2 separate regions of the Homo sapiens genome follow, and region 1 is linked to region 2. The links are chromatin loops, found by intact Hi-C in ENCODE. Cell type or tissue: Calu3. All regions are shown on one strand. Region 1 overlaps FBRSL1 (fibrosin like 1). Region 2 overlaps FBRSL1 (fibrosin like 1).

The links. Hi-C counts contacts between places; a loop is a spot of excess contacts. Peaks named below come from ENCODE experiments on the same cell type or tissue, not always from the same donor. Only the 100,000 strongest peaks of a DNase experiment are listed, where the experiment ranks them.
Region 1: a loop joins it to region 2, with 8 times the contacts of the local background. A loop is called at or near these places in 12 of 110 quality-filtered maps.

Annotation. Positions count from the first base shown.
Region 1 is chr12:132,492,891-132,496,890 of GRCh38, reverse strand. The region is part of intron 1 of FBRSL1 (fibrosin like 1); the gene reads right to left. Among named protein-coding and RNA genes, the nearest start is that of FBRSL1, 4.7 kb to the right of the region's middle. In Calu3, no CTCF peak of the experiment used is centred here; DNase peaks (open chromatin) are centred at 2,430 and 2,940.
Region 2 is chr12:132,558,878-132,562,877 of GRCh38, reverse strand. All of the region lies in intron 5 of FBRSL1 (fibrosin like 1), which reads right to left. Among named protein-coding and RNA genes, the nearest start is that of MIR6763, 21 kb to the left of the region's middle. RefSeq lists enhancers at 1,207-1,256, 1,387-1,726, 1,737-1,806 and silencers at 2,337-2,416, 2,687-2,986. In Calu3, CTCF peaks have their summits at 858 (motif pointing right), 1,261 and 1,532 (motif pointing right); DNase peaks (open chromatin) are centred at 887, 1,537, 1,777, 2,867 and 1 weaker place.

The sequences.
Region 1 (4,000 bases), 66 kb after region 2:
CCTACCCGATGCTGGACCAGAGACGCGCCCCGCGCAACACAGGACACCGCAGGGCCTGGGAAGGAAGCGCGGGGCGGCGGCACAAGCTGGGTGAGCAGGGTCACCCCTACCTGATGCTGGACCAGAGATGCGTCCCGTGCAAGACAGAGCGCCCATCAGAATGTGGGGAAACAGGGAAGGAGGGAGGGACACAGATACCCACAAACAGCAACACCAATCCTCACGCTCTGGACACACTCACAAATCCAGCGCAGCCGCAGGGAAGCAGCAACGTCACAGCCATGTGCAGACGCCAGCAGGGCCAATGACAACCCCCTAAGAGTCCCCTAGAAACTGCCTGTGCTGAGGAGGGAATCCAACAAAGTACCCAGGTAGAGATGTCAGGTGGGAAGACAAACAGCAACAACCAGCCAGAAAACACAGTGAAACGAGGCTTCCAGAGTGACAAAAACACAAGCCCGGGTAAATACGCAACACGGGCCCCTCGGCAGGGAACAGACCCTCACAACCATCAGGAGCCTTAAAACTGCCAGCCACAGACAGCAGGGCCAGTTCTGGGCACTTCTCTTTCTCCAGAGAAGCAATCACACAAAGGCGGGATATGGCGGACGTCTGGCGACAGACCTCCCCGTAAGGACAGCTGGGGCACGAGAGCCTAGTGGGGAAGGAGGGTCTAGTGTGGGTCTGACTCCCTGCTGCAGGACTGTGCGGTGACTCACAGGGACCCCGGGAGACCCCTCCAGGCAAAGGGCAGCCGGCACCAGGCCCCAAACGCGAAGGTGCGCAGCACGTGCGGAGGTGCAGGCACGCGGCGTAGCCACGGCAAGGACAGGAAGGCCTTGGAAACCTGAGCCAAGAACTGACAGGCCCAAGCAGCCGGGAGGGAGGGGATGGGGAAGAGGGCCGGTGACTCCTGCTGTAACAGCCCCGACCCCGAGGCCAGCAAGCCACTGGGCAGGGGCCCGTGAGGGGCAGAAGCACAGGCAGAGGACGTGGAACCCTTCCCAGAGCCAAAGCAGGCCAGGTGCAAGCCCTGCTCCAGCCATGGCAGGGCCTGAGGAGCTGCTGGCCCCCAGACAGGGCCTGGACAGGTGGCGGGCACCCACGTGGACCGAGGGGCCAGCGACGCTGCTTTCAGGGCCTCTGAGTCCACCTCCCCGGAGGGAGCAGCCCTTGCCCACAGCTGTGGGACTCTGTGGGAGGAACAGGAATCCATGCAGCTTCCAGGCAGCCCCTCATTGTCACAGGGCAGGCCCCGGCTCAGCTCCGCACCCCTGCCCCATGGCTGTGGGTAAAGCACTTCCCCTCTCTGTGCCTCAGTTTCCCCACCTGGAGACCAGGAAGCAGCCACAAGGAGTTCCTGGGCCGAAGCCTGCCCTCTCCCTGGCTCTCCTCACTGAACCCAAATGTCTGCGGTCTCAGCCCCCACCACCATCTGAGAGATGGGCCAGGCATGGACTCACAGTGCCCCTGGCAAACTCAGCCCCCACTGGCACCACCAACAGTGTGGCCTCAGCGGTCCCCGGAGGTCCAAGTGACACTGTCAGGCCCCACACGCGGTGCTCGGCAGGCCGGGCCCAGCCCCGCCCCCACATGGCCAGGTCACACTTCCAGCCCAGATCCTATGCCTGGGCTCTTGCTCCTGGAACCCTGGCCCCTCTGTGAAGCCCACCAGGCCCACTAGGGGCTCACAGAGAGACCACCTGGCTCAGCCTCCAGGATGCAGGGCAGGGCAGTGTCTGGGCCAGTCCCTCACACCCTCACATTCCCCACGACGGGCCGTGTCTCAAAACCTGTACCCTCCCCTTGGCCAAGGCCCACCGGCTCCAGGCTCACACCCTATGCCCACCAGGGTTCTGGGCCATTTTCAGCAGGGGTCACAGCTCGCCCACAGACAGCCCTGGGAGGCCGGGGGCCGCACACGATCAGTAGCCTGGGGTTTCTTAAGCACAACCGTCTGTGCAGGTTCAGCAGCATTTTGGGTGCATGTCCTGTGGTTTATGCTGAGCAGAGAATGTGGAAGCACAGGCGTTAGAGGAGACCGCTGGCCACCGAGCCAGGAGGCTGGGTGCTTTCCTTCCGCCTTTATTCCTGGGACACACGTGGACCTTCTGCGTGGCCCGTGTGCCAGTCAGGGAACAGCTCAAGCTTCAGCACGCACCTTCTTATGGAGCTTGACGTGTGGACCAAGTGAAAGTCACCAGGTGAAAGTGATTTGCTGTTTGAAAAATGCAAATTAACCAAAAATCACAGACACCAAACCAGAATGGTGGTGTCCGCCTGGAGCTAGTGGCCAATGTGCTCCTGGGCACCCTGCCACCTCCCTGTGGCCCAGGCGCAGCCCAGAGCACCATGGCCAGCGTCACTGGGGCCGAGCGGCCAGCATGTGGGAGTGGGCGGTGCAGCCCACTGGGCTAAGCAGGCCTGGCCTATCTCCCAGGAGACACAGGGACCGGCACAACCTGTTCTGTGGCCTGAGGCCAGATAAGGATGGCCTTTGCTATGTGGGAAGATGGGGTCTGACACAGCCCTGGATACACCTCTCAGACCCCAGTCTTCTTGGGAGGACCCCAGGCAGAGAACAGCAGCACTGACCAGGCACGTATGGCCACAGCACTGCTCCAGGGGTAGGGGGCTTCCAGTGTCCTCTGGTCAGTACAACCAGGGGACAGAGTTGTCACAGGAAACAAAAGGGACAGCAAGAGCCACGTTCCCAAGCACCCAGAGTTCCCGGTCAGAACAAGAGCAGGGGAGAGGCCAGCGGGGCTTCCTCAGGCCTCCTGTCCCCACATACCACGGCCCCTGGTTACAGAGTAGAAAGTCAAGCGGGGGCTGGCTCAGGTCTGCCGCGCCGCCCCACCCACCCCAGCACACCCAGCCCAGCACGCCCCTCTGCAGGTCCTCAGCCCTGCCACAGGGCTCCCATCTCTATGGGCAGTTAATCATTAATGCTGTCTCCAGGGCTGCAGGCACACCCTGAGCCAGGCCAGACCCTGGCCCTCCTCAGCCCACAACCACCACCACCACCATTTAGGGAGTGCCTGCTGTGTTCACAGCACACACAGGCCCAGGACAAGCGGGGACTCCTCCTCCCCTACAGGAGCACATATAAATGTGCAGATGCTGGGGGCCTGCCCCGGGCACAGAACGGCCTATGTGTCCCACCCAGGGTACACAAAGGGGGCGGGGGCCTGCCCCGGGCACAGAACAGCCTGTGTGTCCCATCCAGGGCACAGAAAAGGGGCAGGGACCTGCCGGGGGCACAAAACAGGTACAGAGACCTGCCCCGGGCACAGGGCAAGGGGTGCCTGTTCAGACAGGCGGAGAGGGTGGTCTGCCTGGGGTCAGAAGGGGCTGCGAGTGGGGGTCTGCCCCAGGGGCCAGGGCTGGGGCCGAGAGTTGGTCCCAGTGTGTGTGGGGTCTGGGGTGAGGTAACAGGACTCCTGCAGGCAGGCTGCACCTCCCCGGCAAGTCTACACCTGTGTTTGGTTGTTTATACCACTGCAGTGTCCCGCGGGCACAAGCCAGCCTCTGGGGTTACAAGGGCTTCCTCCAACTCCTGAGCGTCCCATCCTCCAGCATCCCAGAGTAGGAAGAGCCCTCAAGACGCGGGTGGGGGCAGAGGGACTGTGAGCAAAGGCGGCAGAGCCAAGGGCAGGCTGTGCCTCTGGGCTGGGTCCTGGTGGCCACATCTCCCTCGGTGTCCCGTGTGGGTGGCCTCGCAGGGCAGCGCCCGCTCACTCTAAGGCCGGACAGGCGTGGCACCCAGTGCTCCTTGCTCTTGCTCTGCCTCAATGGGGAGCCTCAAGGTCCCCATCTGTGGAATGGGGGCATCCAGCCCTCCTCGTGGGTCATTTGAGGAGTAAATGAGTTGATGTCTGTGAAAGGCAGCTCAGAACACTGCCTGATGGAGAGAATGCTTACTGAACCAGTCACTACTATTGATATAATTATGAATTATCTGAACTTTGGGGAAAAACCACCATACTTTGGCAAAAAA
Region 2 (4,000 bases):
ACCAGGTGTGGATTCCACCTTCTTGCTGGAATGGGAAGCCCTTCCTAGTCACGTCGCAAGGGCCTGAACCACAGAGAAGAGCAGCAGGTCCATGCCTGTAAGATGGCAAGAGCCGAGGCGGGCCTGCCACACCCACACGCGCCGGAAGGGCCCCTGCACTGGAGGAAGGTGGGCCCCTCGGAAAGGAGCAGCGGTTGGGCCCCGCACGTTCGTGTGTTAAAGGGCTGCGGTGCAGCTGGTGGGAAGGGATGCTGAGCTCCTGGCACTGACGCTACTTGGTCTGCTCACCCTGTGCGGTCCCCGGGGTCGGGGTCCTGCAGCCCAGGCTTCTGCAGGGTGAAACACCAACTCTATGTCCAGCGCCCCCAGCCACCAACCCCCAGGCAGTGACGTAGGACATCCTTCTGAGGAGGTTGTTTCTGCTCAGACCCAGCTCAACCACACAGGGGCCGGGTCGGATGGAAGCTAGGAGACCCCGGCACCCCAGAAAGGGACCCTCCCAGCCCCAGTCCAGGGCCCCGATGACCCTCTCCCTCCCCCAGCCTTGCGGCCACCACCCCTAGAATCCTGGCTTGTTACAAAGAAAGAAGGACAGGAACCTCTCACCCCTGGGAAGCCAGGGGGCCTGGAGGTTGGGGCATGTGGCTTTCTCCTCTCTGCTCGCCTCAACATCATCCCCCAGAAGTGTGGCTCCCATGGGGTCCGCCTCCACCTCCCTGCCCCGTCCAGCCACTGCCGGTGACCCAGGCTACGCAGTGACCATCCCAGCATCGGAAACAGGAAGGACTCCGAGAGAAACAGGAGGAATAGTGAAGGGGCCTGTGCAGGTGGGCAGGGAGGAGTCCAGACCAGCCTTTGGGCCTCCAGGGGGCACTGCGGCTCCCCAGAAAGGCCTCGGCACCTCCTTGGCCGTGCCCATCCCCCAGCAGTGCCAGCACCAAGTGCTCCCTTGGGCCAGGCTCCCAAATCTGGGCCCCTCACACAGCAAGGATGGGGATCCAGTGCTGCTCCATGCCAGCCATGAACCAGGCACTGAACACCCAGGCCTGCCACAGACCCCTGGGGTCTCTCCTGGGCCTGCACCATCCTCCTGGGAGGACTTCTGGACCCCTCATCTGAGGGGCTGCACTGTCTCTGGCACGCACGCGGGCCCTCTTCTTGGCTGGCGTCCCGGGTTTGAGTGGCCTCTTCGCCAGGTGGCCCACCTGTTAACTGCCCCCTCTGTGGTTGGGGCAGCAGGCCCCACCACGCCGCCAGGACTCTCCAGGGGCCAGGAAGGAGGCGGGTGCTGAGGCCTCCCAGGTGGGCAGAGGGAGGAGAAGCCAGCTTAGCCCGCAGTTTGACGGCCAACCCAAAAGGCAGACCCCAAAGCACAGCCCCCAAAGCCGGCCCTCGTCTCTAGGGTAACCACAGGTTGGAGCCCTTCTGGGGCTCTGCTGCCCTCCCCTTCACTGGGACCCAAACACTCTAGTGGGTTCCGCTCCACGTCCCAGGTTCGAACACAAGCTCCCCAGGGCCACAAGGGGGCGCCCCAGACACCAGCGAAGCCAAGAGGGCTGCAAGGAAGGGGAGGGTCTTCCGCACGGGCCGCGCGGCTGGGGCCATCCAGCACCCATTCTGGTCACGCCACAGTGGGCCCTACACTTAGCAGACGAGTTTGCTCAGGGAGGCTGAGAATGGGTGCTCCAGGGGTCCTCGGCCCTAGCAGAGGCCCCGGAGGCAGGTGGCCTCCACCTCACAGTGAGAACCTGAACACCTGGCCAGGTGCAGCCACGCCCATCCGGGAGGGCTGAGAGCAGAACAGGGGCCGGCCCTCTGGGGGCCTGGCCCAGGCTCCAACCCCTTCCTAGACCACACACAGCAGCTGCACCTTCTGGGGCTCGTTCCTCCACGCGGTCCCTCAGCTCTTTCCCTTCTAGGACAGGGCTTCTGGCAGTGGCCAGATGACCCAAATGGGGTGGCAGCCCCAGGGGCCACCAGACCCGCTTAACTTCTCGGCCATGGTCTGCAGGGACGTGACCCAGGCACGAGCAGCCGCCTCTGCCTCCTAGCCCGCGTGGGGTAGAGGATCACTCAAGCCCAGGGTACAGGTGGGAGGACTCCGGGTCCGCAGGCTCAGGGTCCCTGCGAAGAGGCAGCGGGGGCGCCCGGGCAAGCCTCAGCCCCCGCGAGGTGCACAATCCCGGCGGCGGGCGGAGGTCAGGGCGCGCTTTGTCTGCGAGGACCCGACCCGCGGAGCAGCCTCGGCCAGACACGCGGCGCAGCCTGGGCCAGCCGCGCCCCGCCCCAGACAAAGAACTCCAACTCGGGGCAGGTGAGCGCGGCGCCGGGAACCCGGGTGGCCGATTCCGCACCTGGGCGCAGACAAAGGCGCGCGCCACCCACAACGCTCGGCCCCGCCTCCACCCCCGGACCCCGGGTGCCCTGACCCGGGCCTGGGACCCTCGGCCGCGCCGCACCCCCGCCCGCCCGCCGCCACGTGCGCCCCCGGGAGGACGCGGTCTCCGCGCTTGGCTCCGGGAGAGGCGGTGTGGGCAGAAGGCCCGGAGATCTCGGGCGTCCCGCTCTTCTGGGGGGGCGGTCGCTCCCCCTCCCCTGTCCCCCCAAAGTCCCAATTCCCTCTCTGGAGTCCGCAGCGCGCACTCACCTCGCCGGCGCCCCAGGCAGTCGCCCCTAGTCCCGGGGCCGGAGCCGGGCTGCATGGACGCGGGCGTGGAGCGCGAGCCCCGGGTGGCCCTGGCCCGTCCAGGCGACCCCTCTCCCCGCGTGCCCTGCTCAGCCGGAGCTCGGGCCGGGGACGCGCATGTCCGCCGCGCCGGCTCTGCGCGCTCTGGGCGGCGCTCGGTGCGCTCTGGGCTCCCGGGCGGACGTCGGGCGCGGCGCGGGCCCCGAGGCGGCGGGCGCGGAGCTGGGCGCGCGGGAGGCGGGAGCGCGGGCGGGGCGGGGGCGGGGCGCGGGCAGACCCGACTAATCCAGCCCCGAGGCGCCGATCCACCCGCGCCCGCCGCCGGCCCGGGGTCCGAACGCGCTGCCTCCGATCACGGCCACCCGGGGAAAGGCGCGCAGCGCCGGCCTCACTGAGCGCTGTGTGGGCGCTGCTCCTCTGGTCCTCACAACAAGAAGTTACGGACACCTGCCACCCCGCTCCCAGAAGGGGAAACTGAGTCAGAAAGGGCGACAGCCGGGCGCGGTGGCCGGCGCCTGAAACAGCACTTTGGGAGGCCGAGGTGGGCGGATCACTTGAGCCCAGGAGTTCGAGACCAGCCTGGCCAACATAGGAAGACCCCCCACCCCCGCCCGTCTCTACGAAATAAAAAAATTAGCCGGAGGTGGCGGCACGCGCCTGTGGCCCCAGCTACTGGGGAGGCTGAGGTGGGAGGATCAACTGAGCCCGGGAGGTGGAGGCTGCAGTGAGCCGAGATTGCACCACTGCACTTCAGCGTAGGTGACAGAGCGAGACAAGGTCTCAAAAAAAGGAAAAAAGAGCGACCTCATTGCCACTGTGGAGAGTTGGGACCTGAAAGGAGGAGCCCTTCCCCCACCCGTCCGCTGCAAGCCCCGCCCTCCCTGGGCCTCGGTTTCTCCCTCTGTGAAACGGGGGTGCAAAGTCGGAGACAGCTCCGAGCAGCTGCTGTAGCTGCAAACGGCTGTGCAGCGCAGCCCCCAAGACCACCGCCCTGAACCCCGTGATTTTACACTTGAGGTGGCCGGGAGGGACAGGAAGCACCTGGCTCTCCCTTACGGTGGGGCGCTAGAACTCGGATCGAGGCCCAGCCACGGCTTCCTGCAAAGGCTGCTTATGTGCGCCTGACCGCACCAGACGCCTGGGCGGGACCCTTCCATCCCAGCGCCCACTCAGGTGGAAAACCAGGACACCAACTGCGAACTCAAACGCGATGAGTAAGGGAGGGAGGGCGCAGCTCTGGACCCGGCAGTCGGGAAGTGTTTAAGGACGGGTCCTCTCCAAGCTGCTGCGTGGCTGGCAGCACACAGGGAGGCC